2 separate regions of the Homo sapiens genome follow, and region 1 is linked to region 2. Evidence: read pairs that join two places in POLR2A ChIA-PET (ENCODE). Cell type or tissue: Panc1. All regions are shown on one strand. Each heading gives the region's core, and the rest is flanking DNA. Links, peaks and the distances in the headings are about the cores only.

Region 1 (11,954 bases), core at 2,969-7,968, 570 kb after region 2:
GGGGCCCAAGTACACACTGACATCTAAAACAAGACACAATCCCTGACCTCAAAAGATTCAGAGTCGATGAGGAAGAGAGACGATCCCATGTAAACAAATAAGTAAATATGTGATTGTAAATATTGTAAATGTCAGCAAAGGAAATGAACAGTGGAAAAGCATAGTCAGTCTGGAGGAAGGAACTTTCCAACAGAAATATTTATTACAAAGCTCAAAGGTCATCTCTGAGAGCTATAGTTTAATCTTAATGGAGGGTAATACTACTTTTGACAAACTGCACAGCCATAATTCTCCATTAAAGCCAGGAAAAAAGCATAAGAATCTCTTTACCTTGGTAAAATGTAAGAAAATGTGAGACTTATTCTACTAAGGGCCTCTCCAGGCTTGTGAATGTTTTTTCGCCCCCTGCACTCCCTGTTCCTTACAGGCAGACAATCTCGAAGATCAGCAGAGAAAATGAGGCCATGCAATTTAAGATTACATAAACACAGAAGTCAGGCGAGGTGAGAACATTTTGAATCTGCACTTCTGTTTAGCTGAACACTCTTCATTAAGAAATCCATGAGCCTCCAAATGCCTCTCCTCATTGTCTGAGATGTTCATCGTCTGATGCTAGGAACAGGGTCTGATGAAAGTGATGACACCACAAGTTCTCACTGGGCCCAGTCAGGCCGCTGAAATTACCTGGGGTGGATTTTGAATTCCTTACTAATTTGACTGAGTGTATTCCCAAATCCAGCTCTTAGGCTGGAAAATGCATACATTATGTTTCTTCATGATCACAAAGCTTTTCATTTCTCCAGCTCGATTATAATTTGAAAGTATCTAAACTTCACCTTGGTGGTTTGGTTTATCTATTAATAACTGGATCTTCAGAATTAATCTCTTGTAAAAAAGCTCTTCTTCAGACACCTAATTCTAGTTTCTCAACATGCCATGGAAAAATTTCTGGTTTTCTACAAATTTTGGAGTCTCTGAAAGCTTCTGGGGTTGGACGGAGAGTGCTGAAGGCTTCCTCTTTTTAACCAGAGTAATTGTCATGCTTCTACTTCTATTTGAGCAAAGATACAAGGTACTTATTAGAAGATGCAAAAGTATATCATTGATTGATCCAACATCTTGTCACAGTGTACTAACCAAAAAAGCAATCTGCACAAACAACTGGGTTTCTAATTAGAGTAAACCACCAATCAAATTCTTAATTTCAACCAAGCTCCTGGGAAACATAAATCATGGACTGAATGGTGTGGAAGGTCCATGTATTGATGAAGGCCCTCCCGGAGGGAAGCCTCCAGGGCTCTGCCAGAAGGCTCCATGTGTGACCCTGTTCTGACGGATATTCTTATCAACAATTTGGGTAAACTACTGCAAAGTACATTCATCAAGTGCATCTGTGACAAGGCTGAGGAGAAATAATATGTGGCATTACAAATAATTGACAGGCTAAAAAAAAAATCTCTAAACAGCTGAAACTAACTGTCTATAAAAAGTCCTGCGATTCAAAATTTCAGTGGCATTGTTCAGAATCTAGGGGAAACTGATGATAGCCATTTATGTTCAGAAAAAAAAAATTCAGAGTTTTTTTTAATGACAGCATTTAAATCCAGTCCATCAGAGGACAGGTGATTAAATTCCCCCATCCGGGGCTGTGCCTTGTTTGCTCGGCATCACACCCAGTAACAAGCACATATTAAGCACTTAGTAAACATATGCTGGGTGAGTTAATTGTGAAACCATGTAAAGTGGGCATGAAAGAAGCCCCGGTATGGCCTGTTCCCATGACACTTCTCTGTCCAGGCAAGAACAGAATGGCCCCATGGGGCTAACACTGGCCAGCATCCATTGGTAATTCCAGTTTGGTACAGACACTGTGTTGCAAGCCCAAAAGTAGAAAAATGAGATATTGAGGCAATGTTGAAACTGTGTTGTAAGATGAACCTGGTGAAGACACTGTAAGTATTCATATTGCGGAAAAAAAAAAAAAAACAAGCAAAAACCAAGGTAAGCATGATGACCGCTTTCACTGACTGAAGGACTGTCATATGGAAGTGGGTTTACTTTTTGTAGAACCTGAGTTCAGAACAAGGACCAAGGGATTGACCTCCAGGGAGACATATTTTTGTTAGAGCAAGAAAGAATTTTATCCAGACACAGAATTGCCAGGCCATAAAACAACCAGCCTTGGACAGCGATGATTCCTCTGGACAGCGATCATCTCTCCATCATGGACCTATCAAAGAATGATCCAATGACCTCCTACAAGAACTGCTAAAAGAGGAATCTATCTGCTCTTACAACAAAGCCTACAATGAGCACCTACTGTGTGTCTGGTGTACCATGAGGATGAGGCAGAGAAAGACTTTGCCAGGAAATGTTGCCACATGTGGATGTCCTCAGTGTTGGGAGAGACGTACCTCATGCAGAGAACTCACCTGTGTTGAGGTTTGAAGGGGGAGGTGGGGCAGGAGGTGGTATGGAAGGTGACAGGAGCCAGATGTGTGGAGAATGTCATGCCAGACACCTCTTCCCTGGGGTCTTTCATAAGTCTGATGTTTCAAATACCCTGGTATCAAGTGAACATCATTGAGTATTTCAGAATCTCCAAAGAAAACAGATTTAAGATACAACTCCAGGCCCTGACTGGATCTTCCAGGCAGATCCCCTGACCATAACCTCAACTCTAAATAGAAGAGCTTCCAGATTCACCCAGCAATAGATCTATTAAGGAGTTTCTGCTAATAAGCCATCTGTAGTCACACCACCACAGCATGGAACACACTTATCCATGGAAGAGGGTCATTAATCCTTACAAGGGGCATGACTAATGGAGTCCATCATTTCCACTAATTTAAAATCATCCAGTAAAGCTTCCAAGAGCCTCCAGAGGTTAGAACTCCCAGGATTGCCTGGGACAAGCCAATGCTGCAAGCATTGGTAAACATGTGAATCTAAACGTTTTTCTGTTTGTTATGTAGAGTTACTCCTGAATATATACCACATTGTTTTAAAAAGTTTAAAAAGCAATCCCACCTTGCTATAGTTTGGATGTGGTTTGTCCCTGCCAGAACGCATGTTGAAATTTGATCCCCAGTGTGGCATTGTTGGAGGTGGGGCCGAGTGGGCAGTGTTTTGGTCATGGGGGTGGATCCCTCATGAACAGATTAATGTCTTCCCTCAGGAGTAAGTTCTGGCTTTCACAGGAATTGATTAATTTCCATAAAAGCTGGTTGTTAAAGAGTTTCACTTCCTCCGTTTCTCTCTCTTGCTTCCTCTCTGGCCATGAGATTCCTCTGTACACGCCTACTCCCCCTCCTCTTTTCACTATGAGTGGAAGCAACATGAGACCCTCACCAGACACAGCTGCCCAATCTTGGACTTTCCAATCACCAGAATCATGAGCCAAATACGCCTCTTTTCTTTATACAGAATACCCAGGCTCAGGTATTCTGTTATAGCAACACAAAATGGACTAACATAGACCTCCAGAAAACAATAGTCAAGATCTTTGGACCAAGTGACTTCCAACAGGAAAATCCTGAAGGGAGAAAATTGGGCAAAATGAACCTTTCTTAATATTACAAAAGCCTAATGCCAACAATGCATCTACTCAAAAGGAAGCTGCCCAGCAGTTATTTCACAAACACATTGTGCTGTGCAGACAATTCTTTCCAAATATATTGTTCAAAGTGTGTGGAAAATCATAAAATATGGTTTGGTTGTGAAAAACTTGTTCATCATTGAGCTAGTACACAGCTTCATTTCATATGTGAGAACAGCAAAAGAAAAGAATTGACTTAGATTAGCATTTTCCAAAGTGATTCTGCAGAATGTTGCTGTCTAGTGAGCTGTTAACAGGTATTAGGGGAAATAAGAGCTCCCATGGACAAACAAGTTGAGAAAAAACAACAAACCTTCCTTTTGGAGTCAAAATATGTATTAATTTATTAAAATGTCTGAGAGGTTCTGCAATTTATCTGTTTAACCAAACATTTTCCAAACATGTGTGATCTCAAGACTATTTTCCCACCACATAGCAATTAATACCTTGGAAAGACTCTGAGATTTTGACTCAGACACATAGAATGTTGGGGTGACTGTCCCTTTTAGTATCTTCAGTCTACAGTCGAGGAAACTGAGGACCAGAGATAAGAACACACAGGCCAAGACCACACAATGTGATGGGTAGAATGGAAACACAGCTGTTGATCTCTAGGCCAACTCTGAATCTTCCATACCAACCCAATATGCTCGTCAGTTCTGTGAACTAAAGTTGCCTCAACATATAGCTAAAACGTTTTGTAAACTTTTGAAGGGTACAGAAAAACAATATGAGAGATAACTACATTTATTAAAGATGTTTTGTTGTTTATTTGTTTTTATATTTTTTTACTTTTTTTTCAACTTTTATTTTAGATTCAGGGGGTACATGTGGCAGGTTTGCAACCAGGATACATTGCAGGATGCTGAAGTTTGGGGTATGAATGATCCTGCCGCCCAGGGACTGAGCATAGGACCCAATAATTCGTTTTTCAACCCTTTCTTCCTTCCTTCCCTCCTCCATCTAGTAGTGCGCCCAGCTTCTATTGTTGCTGTCTTTATGTCTATAAGTACCTGATGTTTAGCTCCCACTTACATGAGAACATGCAGTATTTAGTTTTCTGTTTCTGTGTTAATTCACTTAGGATAATGCCACGTTGCTGCAAAGGACATGATATTTTTTATGGCTGCATAATATTCTGTGCTGTGTATGGACCACATATCTTTATCCAATCCACCATTTAGGTTGACTCCATGTCTTTGCTATTATGAAAAGTGCTGTGATGAACAGGCAGGTACATGTGTCTTTTTGGTAGAAAGATTTGTGTTCTTTTGGATATATACCCAGTAATGGGATTGCTGGGTCACATGCTAGTTCTAAGTTCTTTGAGAAATCTCCAGACTGCTTTCCACAGTGGCTGAACTAATTTACATTCCCACCAAGAGTGTGTAAGCATTCGCTGTTCTCCACAGCCTCACCAGCATTTGTTGTTTTTTGACTTTTTAATAATAGTCGTTCTGACTGGTGTGAGATGGTATCTCATTGTGGTTTTGATTTGCATTTCTCTGATGACTAGTGATTTGGAGGCTTTTCTCATATGTTCATTGGCTGCTTGTATGTCTTCTTTTGATAAGTGTCTGTTACTGTCTTCTGCTCATTTTTTAATAGGGGTATTTGTTTTTTGCTTGTTGAATTAAGTTCCTTATAGATTCTGAATATTATTGTTAGATGCATAGTTTGTTAATATTTTCCCCATTCTGTAGGTTATCTGTTTACTTAATTGGTAGTCTCTTTTGTTGGACAGAAGCTCTTTAATTAGGTCCCACTTGTCAATTTTTGTTTTCATTGTAATTGCTTTTGAGGACATAGTCACAAATTATTTTCCAAGGCCAATGTCCAGATGATGTTTCCTAGGTTTTCCTCAAGGATTCTTATAGTTTGAGATCTTACATTGAAATCATTAGCCCATCTTGAGTTAAATTTTGTATATGGTGAAAGGTAGGGGTCCAGTTTAATTCTTTGGCATATGGCTTGCCAGCTATCCCAGCACCATTTATTGAATAGGGAGTCCTTTCCCCACTGTCTATTTTTGTTGACTTTGTCAAAGATCAGATGGCTGTAGGTGTACAGCTTTATTTCTGGGTTCTTTGTTCTGTTCTATTGTTCTATGTGTCTGTTTTTGTACCAGTACCATGCCTATTCTCACCACTTCTTGTCTTTTTCCACTTCTCAAGGGGAATGTTTCCAGTTGTTGCCCATTCAGTATAATGTTGGCTGTAGGTTTGTCATAGATGACTCATTATTTTGAGGTCAGTTCCTTTGATGCCAAGTTTCTTGAAGGTTTTTATCATGAAGAGATGTTGAATTTTATCCAAAGTTTTTTCCCTGTCTATTGAGATGATTGTATGGTTTTTGTTTTTAATTCTGCTTATGTGGTGAATCACACATTTATTGATTTATGTATTTGAACCAACCTTGCATCCCAGGAATGAAGCCTACTTGATCGTGGTGAATTAACTTTTTGATGTGTTGTTGGATTTGATTTGCTAGTATTTTGTGAAGAATTTTTGAACCTATGTTCATCAGGGATATTGACCTGTACTTTTCTTTTCTCATTGTGTCTTTTCCAGGTATTGGCATCAAGGTGATGCTAGCTGTGTAGCAATGTTAGAGAGGAGTCCTTCCTCTTCAATTCTTTGGAATAATTTCAGTAGAATTGCTAACCACTCATAAAATTGGTAATAGCTCTCTTTTTATGTCTGGTAGAATTCAGCCATGGATCCATTTGGTCTGGAGCGTTTTTTGATTGGTAGGTTTTTTATTATTGGTTCAATATTGGAACTTGATATTGTTCTGTTCAGGGTTTCAATTTCTTCCTGATTCAATCTTGGGAAATTGTGTGTTGCCAGGAATTTATCCATTTCCTCTAGATTTTTAAATTTGTGTGCATAGAAGATGTTTATAATGGTCTCTGAGGATTTTTTGTATTTCTGTGGGATTGCTTTTAATGTCACTTTTGTCATTTATGGTTTGGATTTTCTCTCTTTCTTGTCAATCTAGCTAGCAGTGTATCAATCTTGTTTATCCTTTCAAAGAACAAATTTTTGGTTTCTTTGATTTTTTTTATGGACTTTGGGTCTCAAGTTTGTCCAGTTCTGCTCTAAATTCAGTTATTCTTAAAACGAGCAAGTTTTGTTCATTTCTTTTAAGCCCATTCTTGTTGTTTGTGTTGTGTGTTGTGTGTTTGTGTATGCGTCTGTGTGCATATATACATATGCACACACACACTTGCAGACAAGTTCCCGATTCACTGGTGTTTCTGTAAGCACAGTCTGATTAAAATGTAAAAAAAAAAAGCATTCTGGCTCCCTACAAAGGTTTCAAATGCAACCACTGAAAACACTTTAGGCTAAACCTGAAAAGGGCAGGGGAGGGGAAATCTTATGCAACAATTTCTTGTCTTTGCCAAACACTAGTGCTTCGAAGTGAAGAAGAGAGCTGCACACCTGTGTCCATTGGCATCAAGTTAAATAGATACAAAAAATTAGGCAAACAGCCAATCATCTGTCATCTAAAGATTCACTTGAAGGATTTTAATAGAATTTTTACAAGTAGGGATTTAAAATTTCCATACTTGGAGAGTCTTCCTCAGATATTTACAGAGACATTACAATTTTTTGTGACATTCATGCAAAATTAGGAAGTCATATTAATTATAGATATTTAGAAGCAATCATGTTAATAACTTTGGGGAAACCCAGGTAGGTTTGAGTAAGTGATTGTTTATCACACTTCACCATTTACTTTTGTTTTTACCCTTGATAATTCTGTCTTCATATAATGATAATCATATATCGTTGACAACTTTTATCTCAAATACTCACTGGTATTAACTCTCTGTTACAGATTTCATCACTCATTTGTTCAAGCTTTATGGAATTCCATTCTTTGCCAGGCACTGTTCTCTGCACCAGGGATAGAACTGAACAAACACATAACTCTGTCCTCAAGAAGTTTATGTTCTAGAGAGAATTTTTAACATTTTCCTAAATTTTGTTTTGTAAACCAAACTTCCTCTGTTCCAACAGCAGAAAATAAAAATAAATGGACTATCTGTGAAATCTATTATGAATCTCATTTTGGAAAAGCCATTACCTGGAATTCTGAACTCTGAAATATGTACTTGCTAGGGATTTCCATGACCAACAGGCAATGGTAAGAAATAAATGTCCCTGTATGGATTGTCTCAGGGGCTTCAGGTGCTGTGGCGAGAGTATGCCATTTTAGTTATTTATTTTCATAAGACTCAGGAAGTAGGTATTTTTAAGAACAGTTCTAATAAGACAGGTTTCATAATATAGTGGATAAATAACCACTGGCAGCTTTTAGCACTTTAAAATTTCTAAATTGCTCTCTAGAACCACTTTGTCATTAGCCACATATAGTCCTATGGGGTCAGGTGGGGTGGGAGATAACCCCACTGTAAGCACACTAACTTCTAGCCTCAGAACAAGGCAGCCCACCAGGAGATGGGGCACCTACCCTTGTCACTTGGTCTCTTGCAGAGTTGGCTTCCTGGAGCAATGTGTCTTACTGAGGGTCACTGCAAGAAATCTCTTTATGAAAACGGTCACTCCAAATCTTTCATGGAAAAAATGAGAATATAAATAAGTAATTTCTTGTTGCACTTGTTACTGTTGTGACACTGCACACTAACCCTCAAACCTGATAGAAAAATCCAAGGTAATGCCTTTCGCATTTGGTTTTCAGAAAAGATTTCCTTCTTCCAAAGAACTAAAATGTTTTATTCATGTCTAATGAAAATGTTGCTTCTCACCATGTCTCTACTTTTTTATGCATTCCAAGAAACTCTGAGTCAAATTTGAAGGTGACATATTATGTTTTTGTAGGGCTTTTGGTCCACAAAAGATGGGCCTTTTCTACTAAGTAGGACCACTTTCCTACTTCCATTTTCACACTACTAATTCTTAGTAATGGTGTTTTTTCTGCCTGTTTCAGGCTGTTACGTTTTAATAGTATGATATTTTTCTGCTTGTCTTAACCTGCCTCAAATCCTTTTTGGAGTGAGTAGAATGAGATGGAGTATACTTACATTTATATGCATCCTAAGTTTATAAGTAGAGAAATTAATCATAGACATTATAAGTGCTGGGTCCAAGGTAACAAAGCTTGGATAGACCTAGACTTGGAACCCAGATTTCTGAGCAATTAGTCTGTGTTCATTTTATTATGCCACCTCCGTTCCCCTTATTTTTTTTTTTGGATTGGCAAATTCTTTATTTTTTTATTCCCCTTATTAACTATAAGGTAAATACCAAAGACATCTTGATTGGAAAAGTGTCTGAACTTTACAGAACCATAACACATTTGCTGCCCCCATGAATCTTCTCCGCAAATTGACCCTGTCTAGCTCTACTGTTCAGATTCTCTTCATCAGTCCAGGTCACTAGCACCAGCACAATAAAAATTCACTTCAATTTATCCAAAACCTAAGCTGGTTTGGCCAAACATTGATGATTTAACTATGTGGTTTCAGTCAGTCAGGACTTAAACATTAAGAAAGAAACACAGACCCTAAGGGAAAAAATTGGTTGGCTATGAATGCCGCTGAAGCTAAGATAGATGTCTATGATGTACTCGTAGCTAAAGATAATCTTTTCTTAAAGTTCTTCTTCTGCCTAACAGAATCCCCTTGGACTTACTTAAGTCGAAGTCCAGACATTTGGATTTCATCCAAAATGCTCAGTTCCCAGTTTCAGAAGGAGAACTCAGGCAGTCCCGTCAGTTAAAGAGCGATAGCAGCACAAGAAATGCTGCCATGTCTTTATCAATATTCAAGCCCTGGCTAAGCGATCCAAATCCGGTGTAGGAGTTTGTATTTCTGTCTCTCCATTGATCTAGGAGCCCCAGTGGTGTCATCCCAGGGAGCTGAATGCCAGTTTATTTAATATACTGATCTCTGAATTCCATTAATATAAATGGCCGCCTACAGTGTTAAGCCTGTCCATCGCAAAGACAGATTTCTGCTAAAGCGATGACTACTTAAGGTGCCACCTCTTCGTGATGGTTATTCCCCTGCCTACAATCTCTGGAAATAAAGATTTAATAATAACAATGGGTTTCCAGTGAAGAATTGTAAAGGTCATCAGATGGCCCCGGGGTAGCTGGCCAGTCCAGGCTCTCAGCACCTGACAACAGGCCCACAGCATAACCTAGGTCAACTGAGAGAGGTAACCTATCCCGTTGACTATTTCAACCAACAGATACCCGTGGAGCCCCTTCTAAGATTCAGGCTAGAAATGCTTGCTGTGGATACTGTCATAAATATAAAAGACACTGATGGTTTTCAAGTAAGCAGACTTTCCCAGCTCTGACAAAGGAAGTGGAAGGAACATAGATGGCTGGAAGCCACTATAGATGGACTTCAGAGAAGCTCAGCCTGAGAAAGGGTCTCAGGGAGGGAAGGGAGGGAGCTGCACACAGACAGGGAAGACACAGCCCAGGGAACCACAAGTGCCAGGGCAGAGCCAGGAGCATGTGAGCCCTAAAGTGGCTCCAGAAGCCCACAGATGAGGGGACACACCACTGAGTTTGCAGAAGTGGGAGAAGGGAGCTCAGAGCCACACAGAAAATGGCTGGGAGCTCAGATTGGAAATGCCATAGAAAGCAACTAAAGTCTTTTAAGCAAAAGAATGACAAGATCTGAGTCACATTTTAAAGTCACCAATATGACTTCTGTGTAGACTATAGACATGCAGAGCAAAGGCGGGAACACCAGGAAGGGGCTCCCAGAATCCAGCGCTCATTCTGCAGAGCAAAGGTAGGAACACTAGGAAGGGGCTCCTAGAACCCAGCAGCTCATTATGCAGAGCAAAGGCAGGAGCACCAGGAAGGGGCCCCTAGAACCCAGCCGTTCATTATGCAGAGCAAAGACAGGAACACCAGGAAGGGGCCCCTAGAACCCAGCTGTTCATTATGCAGAGCAAAGGCAGGAACACCAGGAAGGGGCTCCTAGAACCCAGCTGTTCATTATGCAGAGCAAAAGCAGGAACACCAGGAAGGGGCTCCTAGAACCCAGCTGTTCATTGTGCAGAGCAAAGGTAGGAGCACCAGGAAGGGGCTTCTAGAACCCAGCTGTTCATTATGCAGAGCAAAGGCAGGAACACCAGGAAGGGGCTCCTAGAACCCAGCTGTTCATTATGCAGAGCAAAGGTAGGAGCACCAGGAAGGGGCTTCTAGAACCCAGCAGCTCATTATGCAGAGCAAAGGCAGGAGCACCAGGAAGGGGCTCCTAGAACCCAGCTGTTCATTGTGCAGAGCAAAGGCAGGAACACCAGGAAGGGGCCCCTAGAACCCAGCTGTTCATTATGCAGAGCAAAGGCAGGAACACCAGGAAGGGGCTCCTAGAACCCAGCTGTTCATTATGCAGAGCAAAAGCAGGAACACCAGGAAGGGGCCCCTAGAACCCAGCTGTTCATTGTGCAGAGCAAAGGCAGGAGCACCAGGAAGGGGGTCCTAGAACCCAGCAGCTAATATGACTTCAGGAGTGCTTCATGTTCGTCTTTGACTCACCTTCTGGAAGTTTTGCTGTATTTTAGCACTTGCCCAGAAGTACAGGGCTACAGAGAGGTAGAAATGAAGTTAGCTACTCACTAGTAACTCAGATGAGGGAAAAACTCAGGGCTATGTTTAAAGGTGATCAATTACCTGACAGCCAGTTACCAGGCACAGCTGTTCACTGGATATATTTTCATCACTACCATGTCCCAAATATATCCGCTAGAAAGCAACCGAAAATGAAACCATGGCGACTACAACAATTCTCCTACCCACTGATAAAGTTTGCAGATCTTGCCCATAAACCTGAACTAAACTTTAGTCATTCAAGTTAGCCCACAAGGAGTCCCTGCCGTGCCATGGGAGGTCAATCTCGCATGAGGAGCACCTGGTTGCCTTGGCCTCTCAGCTGTGCAGCTCCCAGTTAGGCCTCTGAGCTATAGCTCCCTCAGAGGTCAGATGGTTTTCAAACTGTTTCCTCAGGAGATGCTCAGGGCCCAGGACATGAGAGGGAGACCAAAGGGATGGGGCTCCAGGCCTCACCCCTGACTCAACTGGATCAGCCAGGTAGTATCTGTTTCCTCCCTGAGGCTCTGAGATTTCATTTTAAAGTAGGATTCCCCTGTCCCAGAATACTGCAAATTATGTAACTAGATGATCTCAGAGGACACTTGTAATTCTGCAATCTGCCATTTGTCACTTAGCCAAAGCCCAAGCGACCAGCCTCTACTTTCACTGCTGCAGCCAAGACCGCCATGACTCTTTTCGCTGGACCCACAGTCCTTGTCCTACTCGACCCAGAAGCAACATTTGAGGCTGTGGACCAATGGCCTCCCCC
Region 2 (11,954 bases), core at 3,349-8,348:
GTGAGGTAGGAGACCGGGCGGTTCCTCTTCACAAGACCACAAGGCTGGCTGTTGGCTCTCAGGGCACCATCTGCCGACACAGGGGCTGACGCATCTTTACTTGGGAAGAAGGACACACTGTGGGGGGTGATGTGGGGGGCTCAGAGGGGAAGGAAACACTGTCTCGAATGTCAAGGAGTTGATTATAATGTAGCAGAGCAATCAGAGATTCGCTGAGGAGACTGTGAGACGGAGCCCAGGTCCCGGGGAGAGCCGTGACTGCAGGGCCGAGGGCGAGGGTGGGGGTCCAGACCACGTGGGTCTTTGTGGGTTGGGAAAGGGTGCTCACCTTTAAACAGCTTTATTGAGATATAATTCACAATACTATACAATTCCCCCATTTAATGTGTACAATTCAATGGTTTTTGTTACATCGTTTTATTAACTTACGAAACATTTAGCAAAATATGGATAACAAAATTTGCCCTTTAAGACCATTTTTAAGTGTACAACTCCGTGGCATTAATTGCATTCACAACGTTGTGAAACCCACTATTTACTTCCAAACCTTTTTCATCACCGCAAACAGCAGCTCTGTACCTATTAGGGAAGACCTCCCCACACCTTCCTCCCCGCAGCCGTGAGAACCTCGAGCCCGCCTTCTCTGTCTCTGGATTTTAGATATTTCATCTGAGTGTAATCACGCAGCGTTTGTTCTTTGGTGAGTGGCTTCCTTCACGGAGCATAAGGTCCTCAAGACTCACCCGTGTTGTGGGTGTTGTGGCGGGATGTCAGAATTTCCTTCCTTTTGAAGGCAGAATGACATTCCTCTGTGTGTGGCCGCATTCTTCGCCCATGGGTCCCTGGATGGACACCTGGGTTGTTTCCCCGCCTTGGCTGCTGAGGATGCTGCTGCTCTGAGCACTGGGAAGGCTTTAAAGCCACGGAAACGGAAAAACGGAGTGTGTTCAGGGAAGCGCGGACAGATCGCCCGCTGGTGAGGCTCTGCGTTCAGGAACAGAGGGTGTTTCTCAGGTAGGAGGCAGGTGTGTGGGACACGCTTCTGCAGTCCTGCAGGGAGTCTCTGCAAGGGCCTGTGGGAAGAAGGCCCTGGCAGGAGGCCCTGAGGCCTCAGGGAAGAACAGGAGGTGCCTGGAGCTTTCCTGCTGCCTGCACAGGCACAAGTCCCTCCCTCAATGTTGGGAGAGCAGGGGACCTGCACCTCCCTCCTTCCCTGCCCGCTCTCCAGCCTCCTGTCTCCTATTCTCTGGTGCCCCCAGGCCTGGGGCTCTTAGTGTGTCCCTCCCCTCCCCTCGCCTCCCCTCCCCTCCCCTCCCCTTGCCTCCCCTCCCCTCCCCTCCCCTCCCCTCCCCTCCCCTCCCCTTCCCTTCCCTTCCCTTCTCTTTTTGAGAGTCTTGCTCTGTTGCCCAGGCTGGAGTTCAGTGGTGTGATCTCGGCTTACTGCAACCTCCGCCTCCTGGGTTCAAGTGATTCTCCTGTCTCAGCCTCCCGAATAGCTGGGATTACAGGCACCCGCCGCCATGCCCGGCTTATTTTTGTGTTTTTAGAAGAGATGGGGTTTTGCCATGTTGGGCAGGCTGGTCTCAAACTCCTGACCTCAGGTTATCTGCCTGCCTTGGCCTCCCAAGGTGCTGGGATTACAGGCATGAGCCACTGCACCCAGCCTGGGTCTCCACTTTCATTGACCCACCCCTCTTCTACTTGGCTCAGAAGACCAGGGTTGCCCCAGGAATTCCTGCCACATCCCTCAGTGTCCCCTCCCCGTCTTCTCTTCCTCTGCCCATGTGACAGGTCTCGCGTGTCCACCACGGTCCTGGGGTCCTGGCTCTCCCACCGTCACTCCGAGTCCAGGGCTCTCTGCTGTCTGTCAGAAGGATTTATGGTTGTAGGGGTGAAGGGACAGGGTGTGACACGGATGTAGCTAAAGGGGAGGAGATATGTTGCAAGTCCCACAGCTGTTCCCAGGGGCTGGGAGGGCATATGCTTCCTTTAACAGGTGCGTAGTTCACTCTTAATGCCCACTGTGCCTCGTCAATCCGATAAAAAAAAAGGCAGTTATCCTCCTAAAGACACTCTTGGAAGTGTGGGGCTGTCCCACTGGCCTCCCTCCTACTCTGAGATGGGATTTTCCGGGTGGCTTCCTCCGCAGGAGTGATTCTGCTCGTGCGGTTTTGCACATTCAGAAAAGTCTGTGTCTGTAACAGGCTCCACTCCTCTGGCCCCAGAATCTTAACTCCAGCTGTCGCCTGGGGCCTGCCAGTGGACCATAAAGAACACCTGTGGGGTTACTGCTCTCAAGACTTAAAGACAAGCAGGGAGGAGATGGTGGCTCTCACACACTGTGACAGGGAGCCACCTGCCGCTTACCGAAAGCCAACCTGAGCACCGTGTCCACACACCCAGCTCCAGGGATTGGGTGTAGCAACAGTGCTTGCTTTCCATCATCCCTCAAGAGGGAGTTGGTGCTGTCTGTTTCCTCATCTGCCTTTTGTCTAATCTGTTGGGCACCTTGGTGTCTCCACAGCTCCCGTCTGAGGTCACTCTGGGGTGGATCCAGTAGCAGTGATGCCCTGGGGATGGTGGTGCACAGAGTGACTTAGCCCTGGGGTGCACATAACCCTGTGGCAGCTTGGCCCCAGGGGCAGGGGGCAAGGAAACCTAGGACCAGGGGGCGGGGTGGAGGTAACTTGGAACTGGGGGTGGGGGGTGGAGGTAACTTAGGCTCAGGGGTGGGACGTGGATGTAACTTGGGCCCAGGGGTGGGAGGTGGAGGTAACTTGGACCCATTGGTAGGAGGTGGAGGTAACTTGGACCCAAGAGTTGGGGGTAGAGGTAACTTGGGCTCAGGGCTGGGGGTGTCACAGCAGCCCAGGCTCTGGGGAAGGGTGGGGCAGGTGCAGCAGCAACTCAGGCCCCAGGCGGGGGGCATGACAGTGGCCCCTTCTTTCAGGGAAGCGCAGCAGTGTGGACTCTGAGCATCTCTCTTCATTGTGCAGAGCCTCACTGACTAACACAGAGGTGCCTGTGGTGGAGGCTGTGGGTTCTGCAGGGGTGATGGAGACCACCAGGATCCTGCTCACCTTTTCCCTGCAGGGAGAAATCTCTCTGAGAGGATCCCTCCTCGGCTCCAAGCTGCTCCCCATGGGGGAATGGGGTGGCAGAGCAGAGTGGCATCTCTGTTTTCTGCTCTCCACAAGGTTTCTGCGGCTTCTCTGCTGTCTTGGAGCTATCCCAGCGTGGTTTCCATGGTGTGTAGTGTCTTTGTGTTGTTTTGTTGTTTTGTGGGTGGGGCGGGGGGAAGCACTGAGATCTCCTAGTCCACCATCTTGCTGATGTCACCTTGGGAATGGTTTTATACTTTACCAAGGGACAGTCCACAGGGTGGATTTTAATAACAAGGGCCCCAACTTGTATTCAAACTAATGCTTGGTTGATTTCAAGGTGCCTTGTGTATGACTTTGCAGGAAGCTGATATCTTGCTAAGGGAGGCACATTGTAGCTGTGGGGCTCCCCTTTAGTACTTGCTTCCAAAGTGTATTACTATACCTCTGATGTGTCTTCCACAGGCCCCAGTTGAGTAAGTGTGCCTGTATCACTTGTTACTTTAAGGGTCTCACCCCAGCCTCTACGATGTTCTCAGGAAGCCAATAGAACACGCCTGGATTAACATCTGCTTCCTCAAGGCTCCAAAGCACTAGAATAACAGGCAGGTGTTTAAAGCAAAGTCCCTGGCCTCGAGTAGCCTACAGCCTGGTAGGAAACAGAAACACGTGCTCTGTACAGCATGGAATTGTGAGCAAAGTCCCATGGAGACAGGAGGGGAGAATGACGGGCTGGAGGCAGAAACTGCAGAGACTGGCTCTGCATAGCTGCTGTGAGAAACGGTAAGTCACTCGTATGGCTATATGAGTGAGCTATACAGAGTGCAGGCACCTCAGAAAGGGTCCCTGAAGTAAGACAGTCCAGAATTAGGCTCTGGGATTCAGGGCAGGGCTGGCGCTCACACAAGGCAGAGCCTTCCTGGGCATCTGGACCGTGTCCAGCCTCTCACTGTGGTGCTAGGAAGTGCCAGACCGATGTCTGGGAGAGTGCCACCAGGTTTTTAGAAACCTCACTGGAACCCTGCTTCCATCATTGCTTCTCTGTAAACTTCTCTCTGTCTACACGTGAAATCCAATCACTTCTACAAGGTTCTCTGTAAAGGAAAAGCATCACAGGGAACCAAGCACCCCACAATGCCTACCCTCCCCCATTGTAAACGTGGGGAACACGTCTGCCCCGACTTCCACGCCAAAGGGTGGCAGGGAGACGCATCCTACTTGGCATGAACAGGTCACGGGGCTACCTGGAAAGGGTCTTCTCGGCTTGTAGAACCGGGAGCGTCCTTCTGGGGCTCCAGGTCTGATGTGGGTATGGACAACATCATCATAAAATGACGAGATGAAATGCTAAGCTGCTGCAGCCGGGAAAATGTATTAACAGTTTGAGGCAGAAAATCACAAAGTGTGAATCTTCAATGAAGGGGCAAACTTTTCCTACTAAAAATCATTATTCCTGCTATGCAGCACAGCTCAGCAAAGAACAGGAGGGCAGAACACAGACTGAAACATTATCATCTTTTCAGACGGATCCTGGAAATGGAGCTGATATCTGTGTTCTTGAGGAACCACACCAGAGGCACTAGGACCCTCTGAAATCACGTAAAGAGCTCTGAGCTCTAGGCTGCTGCAGGCCCAGCCGTCCCAGGAACTGAAGTCACCAGCACTGTACCCTGCCCCTGGGGCCCTAGTCATGGCTGCACCCTGCTGTCCCTGGAGCCTTACCGCCATGGTGTTCTGACATGCCTGGACATGAGTGGCAGCAGCCCTCTCCCTCCTAGGCCTGTGCCACAACAGCACTGCACCACCCCAGCGGCTTCCATTGCCACGGTGCCCTGACAGCCTTAGGATCCAAGTTGCTGTGGCACCCCTCCTCTCGGGGTTGCAGCCACTGACATGCCACTGACATCCACTGACACCTTCATCCCCAGGGCTGAGCTGCTGCTTACCCTACTCCCTGGGGCCTGAGCCACTGCCATGCCTCATCTCCCCAGGCCCAAGCTACTGAGGTGCCTCCTAGAATCATTGACCCCAGCTCTGTGAGCAGTCTGCACATGGCCGTGCCTTAGCAGGTGCACCAAAGCCATAGGACCCATGGATGCACAGCAGTTCTGTAATCCCCTGAGTCCCGTACTTGGCTCTGTAGCTGTTCTGAGCATCTGTATCCTCAAATCTAGCACTGCTATGACTGCCCGCAGACTGTGCCAGGCCCAGAACCAAGAGGAATCTCCTGCAGGGGAAAGGCCCTCCTAGAGCCTGAGCCATAACAGTGCTACACCACCCCAGGGGCCTCAGTTGCCACTGTGCGTTGACATCCTTAAGACACAAGTCACTGTGGTACCCCTCTTCCTGGGGCTGGGTCCACTGACATGACACCGAGATGCCAGTGACTGAGATGCACCTTCATCCCCAGCTGCTGCTTACCCTACCCCCTGGGGCCTGAGCCACTGCTACACCCCATCTCCCCAGACCTAAGATATTGTGCCCCAAGAGGACACTAGCAGCTTTTGTCACCAAAGATCCCAATAGCCCTTGCTGCCACCACCACCACTTCAAACACTTGCAGCCTTGGTCACCAAGGATCCCCACGGTCTTTGCCTCCTCCAGCCTAGAGGCTGATGGAGGTAAATAGAGACTGCACACTGCATTCCTTGAAGCCAGAGCTGCCACACCCCACCCGACTGGGCACCTTATGCTCACCTGCTGGTGAAAGTCTTTCCTCATCAAAGCTATTCTGTGAAGTCTGGAAGAGGTGACTGCTTCTTCAAGTGCTCAGACATCAACACAAGGCTGCAAAAAACATGGAAAATTAAGGAAACATGACATCACCAAAAGAACAAATAATTCTCCAGTAACTGATTACAAAGAAATGGAGATCTAGGAATTATCTGGAAAGAAATTCAAAATTATTATTTTAAGGAAACTTAGTAAGATACAGGAGAACATAGATAAACAACTCAATGAAATCAGGAAAACAACATATGAATAAAACAAGAAATTCAACAAAGAGATAAAAATCATAAAAAAGAACCAAACAACTTCTGGGGCTGAAAAATATAATAAATAAAATGAAAAATGCGATGCGGAGTTTCAACCTTCCCAACAGAGTGGAAGAAAGAATCTGTGAACATGAAGAAGTGTCTTTGGAAATTGCCCAGTTAGAGGTGAAAGAGAAAATGAATAAAAAAGAGTAAAGAAAGCTGGCCGGGTACAGTGGCACACGCCTGTAATCCCAGCACTTTGGGAGGCTTAGGTGGGGGGAATACTCTAGATCAGCCTGGCTAACATGGTGAAAATCCATCTCTACCAAAAAATACAAAAATTAGCTGGGTATGATGGTGCATGCCTGTAGTCTCAGCTACTCCGGAGGCTGAGGTGGGAGAATTGCTTGAACCAGGAAGGAGGAGGTTGCAGTGAGCCTCGATTGTGCCACTGTGCTCTAGTTTGGGCAACAGAGCGAGACTCTGTCAAAAAAAAAAAAAAAAAAAGAAAGAATAAAGAAAGCCTATGGGACTTATGGGACACCATTAAAGGACCCAATATGTGCATTATTGGACTCTCAGAAAAAGAAGACGGAGAGAAAGAAACAGAAAGCTTATTTTAAAAAATAATTGCTGCAAACTTCCCAAATCTTGGGAGAGATATGGACATCTAGACCCATGAAGCTTAAAAGTCCCCAAGCAGGTTAAACCCAAAGAAATTTTCACCAAGACACATTATAATCAACTTATCAAGTCAAAGACAAAGAGAGAATTTTGTAAGCCGCAATAGAAAAGTGGCATGTGTTAGTCTGTTTGTGTTGCTATAAAGGAACAACTGATGCAGGATAATTCATTTCCTTAAAAAACAGGTTTCTCTGGCTCACTGTTCTGCCGGCTGTATAAGAAGCTTGGCACCAACATCTGCTCTGGTGAGGGCCTCAAGCTGCTTCCACTCATGGTGGAAAGCAAAGAGGAGCTGGCATGTGCAGCAACCACATGGTGAGAGAGAGGGGAGGGAGGTCCAGACTCTCCTTAAACAACCAGTTTTCATGGGAACGCATAAAGCAAGACCTTATTCATTACCATGAGGGCAACACCAAGCCATTTGTAAGAAATCCACCTCCATGATCCAAACACCTCCCATTAGGCCCCTCCTCCAACACTGGAAGTCAAATTTCAACATGACAATTGTGGGTGGGTGAGTGAGACAAACCAAACCATAGCACCTACCTTACAAGAAACACTAAAGGGAGTTCTTCATTGGAAACAAAAATACTAATTACTAATATAAACCATATGAAAATATAAAATTCAGCAGTAAAGGTCAATATATAGTCAAATTCAAATACTCTAATACTGTAATGATGGGTCTGTAAATCTCCTTTAACTCTAATATAAAGGTTAAAGGCAAAAATATTAAAGCTAACTATAGCTTACTTAAATATTAAATAATTAATAATTAAATAATTAATAAAATTAAAGATAACTATACAGTATTTCCTTAATGGATACACTGTCTAAAAATTTTGCACTATGTAAATTGTGAACTCACAAACATGTAAGGTAAGGAGGGAAGTGAAAGTGTAGTTTCTGTATGTGATTGAAGATAAGCTGTTATCAGTTCCATATAGATTTGCACAATTAGGTTTTCTGTAAGACTCACAGTAAACACAAAGCAAAAACCTATAGTAGATACTCAACAGACAGAGAAAAGTAACAGCAAACCACTACAAAAATTTATTAAGTCACAAAGGAAGAAGCAAGAGAAGAACAAAGGAAAAAGGAAGTACCGAACAGTCAGAAAACAATTAACAAAGTGGCAATAGTGAGTTCTTACCTATTAATAATTACTTTAAATGTAAATGGATTAAATTTTCTCATCAAAAGACATTCAGTGGCTGAATAAATAAAAATATAAGATCTAACTATATGTTGCCTACAAGAAACTCATGTTAGCTTTAAGAATATGCATTGGCTGGAAGTAAAGGGGTGAAAAAAAATCGCATGCAAATGGCAACCAAGGGAGAGACAAAGAAGGTCATTATATAATGATAAAAAAGTCACTTCATCAAGAAGCTATAACAACAGTAACTATTTATGCACCAAATTTTGGAGCACCTAAATATATAAAGTAAATGTCAACAGAACTGGAAGGAGAAATAAATAGCAATATAATTACAGTAGTGGGACTTTAATACACTTTCAACAATGGATAAATCATCCAGACAGAAAATAAATCAGGAAACAGTCGATTTGAACAACATCATAGACCAAATGGACCTAACACACATGTTCAGAAGATTTCATCCAACCTACTAATTTTTGTTTGCTAATTTTGTATTCTGCAACTTTACTGAATTAGTTTTCTAGTTGTAACAGGTTTTGTTTTTGGCAGAGTCTTTAGGGTTTTCATTATACGAGATTATGTCATCTGCAAACAGAGACAATTTAACTTCTTCCTTTCTGATTTAGATTATTTCTTTTTATTACCTAATTGCTCTGGCGAGGACTTCCAGTGCTATGTTAAATGGAAGTGGTAAGTGTAGGCCTCCTTATCTTGTTCCTTTATAGAAAAAGCTTTCAACTTTTCACTGTTGAGTATGATATTAGCTGTGGGTTTCATATATATGTGTGTTATCACACACACACATACAATAGTAACTATATGAAGTGATGATATGTTAATTGTGGTGTCATTTTATAATGTATATGTATATCAAACATTGTGTTATATGCCTTAAATACATACAATTTTTATTAGTCAATTATACCTCAATAAGTCTGAAAAAAGAAAATCATCCCCAGATTTATACTTTGTGCAAATTCAAATATAGGGCTTATTTAAATTTATGTATTAACCATGTTACTCATATAAATGACACCATTGAATCTTCTTAGGGAAGAACATAGTTTGGGTATCCTTTTCCAGTTGAAGCTGAATCCTCACCATCCTTTCACACTTTTTTACTCGATTTTCTGTATGATCTGTGCGAGGCATTTGTGTATCACTAGAGTAAGGGGCACTCATAAAAGCTACTCAGGGTACCTGATACCTGAAGGTAGCCAGCTACATCATTGGCTGTGTCCCTGTCCCATTAGCATGGCTCAGCACAGCCAGGACTGAAATCCAGCATGGCTTATGCCTAGGCTAAGACTTGTGCCATGCTTCTAATTATGGGCTTCCCTAGTACAGAGTGAATTGGGAAAACAAAAGGAAAAGGAACATATTTCCTAGGAGCATTCAGTTCCAAGGTAAAGATCATCTACTTTTCTTGGAGAGGGAGTTAAAAAACTGCCAAGGAGGAATAGCCACTTTTTGCTAGCTTTAGACTTGGATCTTCTCACAGAAGTCCATGACTTTGCTGAGTAATAACCTGGGAGAACTGGGAATTGTGGGAGCCCCCAACAGAACAAACCTAGAGTCTTGTATGGCGTCAAGATCTCTGGCAAGCTGGCCCAAGCCTACCTTTCCATGGTCTCCCTGGCCAGTCGTTCCTTCCCATTCTAAGCCAGCTGCAGGGTGCTGCATGACTGCCTTCACCATGTGACATCATGCTTTCTGGTCTTTGTTCTTGGTGTTCCTGCTGTTATGTCTGGAGGGCTTCTGGTCATCCTCCAAGGCCATCTCCACCTCCTGGCTCCCTCTGCAAACTGCCCCTTGCCTTCCTGCTGGGCCAAAGTCCCTCCTGTATGTTGCAGGGCTCTCTAAACATGCCTCTGGCTGTGCCCCTACCTGACCAAAGCTCTTAGAGGTCTTTCTTACTTATCTTGCAATCTTGACAAGGAGTTCAACATGCGTGGTCCAGATACTGTACAAAACACTGGGAGGCACAGAAATGTCTGAGGCTCCTTATGTTATTGATTCTTGGCAGCATTTTCTAGTTTGGTCTGGAAAGTTCCACTTATAAAAGGAGTGCACATATTGCTCAGTGGTGGGTCATCTTCTGGTCAAGAGTCACACAACACGGGGGGGTAATCTTGATGAAAAGTAAGAACAGGGGATATTGGCTAGAAGAAACGGTGTGAACTTCCATCGCTCACAAGGCTTTATCCCCAGGAATGCCACAGTACATATGCCTGGATAATCCACAGCAGGGTGAGGGTGCTTCTGCCTCAGTGGGCAACAGTGGAATAAGCACTAGAGACTGACTTGGCTGCTGAGTGTCTGTGTGACCTTGAGGAAGTCCTGCAGCCTTTCTTGGCCTCAGTCCCCCCATCTGTTAAGTGAGGGTAAAAGATTTGAAGACCTTCAAGGTCCCTTCTTGCTATAATGTTTGTGATTGTTGTTGCTTAGGATTTTGGCAAGTAATCATTTGAGCATTGAAAGCACTTTAGTCTTGAAAGCTGTACATAGTGCTCCAACACCCCAAAGTGCTCTAAAAATTTCCACTCTTTGGATCTGGATCAAACCCCGAAATATCCTATAACCTGCTCCTCAAAGTGTGGTCTGAGAAGTAGCAGCATCACTGGGAACTTCTCGGAAATGTGGAATCTTTGTCTCACCCAGACCTCCTGCATCAGAATCTGCAGTTAAACAACACCCCAGGTGGTTTGTGTGCACGCTAAGCCCCAAGGAAGGTCACAGATGAGAACTTTATTTTTCTATCACTTGTCTGTACATCTTCGACCTTTGCTGCTGCTGTTACTGTGGTTTGAGCCCAAAGCTGGATTGGGGTCAGAATGATCATGACGAGCTTCAGCCTACATGAAGGAAAAAGTGACTATGCTCCTTCCTTTGCAGGCGTTCGTTCACGGGAAGTCAGGGGAGAAGTGAACATGGAGGGCAGTCTAGGGGAGAAGGAAAGGGAGTGAGATGTCCCGACAAACACTGTGTAATCGCCAGTGTGTATGAGTGTGTGTGCGTGTGAGTCTGCATATGGATGTGTGAGTGTACACTTGTGTGAATGTGTTCGAGTATGTGTTATGTGCATGTATGAGTGTATATGTGAATGTATCTGACCATGTGTATGTGAGGGTGTGCATGTACGAGCGTATGGGCATATGTTCATGTGAGTGCATGCGTGTGTATGAATGCATGCACATGTGAGTGTTATGAGTGTGACCATGTGAACGTGCACGTGTGAACATGATTGTATGTCTGAGTATGTAAGAGCATGTGTGTGTACTTGTGCATCTGAGTGTACACTGTGTGAGTGTAAATATGTGGGCGTATGCCATGAGTGTGTGCACATGTGAATGTAAGCATGTATATGTGTGAGTGTATGTGCATGTGACTGTGAGTGTATAAATGTATGTGTGTGCTAATATGTGTGGGAATTCGTGTGGTATAGCTGTGTTAGTGTGAGATTGTGTGTGCATATGTTCATGTGTGAATGTGTGTGTACATGTGTGAGCTTGTGTGCATGTGTGAATGTGAATGTGTAAGTGTGCATGTGTATATGAATGTGCATGTCCATGTTAATGTGTGTGCATGTGTGTGAGTGTGTGTGTATATATGTGTGAGCATGTGTGCATTTGTGTGCATGTGTGTATGCATGTGAATATGTGAGTGTGCATGTTTGACTTGTGCAAATGTGTGTGTGCATATGAGTGTGCCTGTGTGAGTGTGTGCATATGTGAGTGTGTGTTTGAGTGGCAGGGGCATAAGCGTGGGGCAATGGAACTAGTAATAATGAGTAGTTACCATGTGTTGAGAATCACTGCCAGCCAGCCACCAAGCCAAGCACTTAGCATGAGTCATTGTCTTATTCCTTTTTCCCGGTCAGTGGAGTGACTGTGTGAGTTAGTGGACAGTGCTGGACTTTGCCTTGGGGCAATCACTTAGCCACGCTGCCCAAATTTTTCCCATACCAGTAACAGAGGATTCTTGTGAGGATTAAATGAATTAATCCAGGAAAACCCCTTAGCTAAGAGC

Evidence for each region. ChIA-PET counts read pairs that join two places held together with the same protein. Peaks named below come from ENCODE experiments on the same cell type or tissue, not always from the same donor. Only the 100,000 strongest peaks of a DNase experiment are listed, where the experiment ranks them.
Region 1: POLR2A ChIA-PET joins it to region 2 with 6 read pairs; 2 of 35 experiments call an interaction of 5 or more read pairs at or near these places.

The regions. Positions count from the first base shown.
Region 1 is chr7:156,418,250-156,430,203 of GRCh38, forward strand. No RefSeq gene overlaps it. Among named protein-coding and RNA genes, the nearest start is that of LINC00244, 120 kb to the right of the region's middle. In Panc1, for the core only: no CTCF peak of the experiment used is centred there; a DNase peak (open chromatin) is centred at 5,856; H3K27me3 peaks cover 1,319 bases.
Region 2 is chr7:155,847,161-155,859,114 of GRCh38, forward strand. No RefSeq gene overlaps it. Among named protein-coding and RNA genes, the nearest start is that of SHH, 41 kb to the left of the region's middle. RefSeq lists a silencer at 726-926. In Panc1, for the core only: no CTCF peak of the experiment used is centred there; no DNase peak of the experiment used is centred there.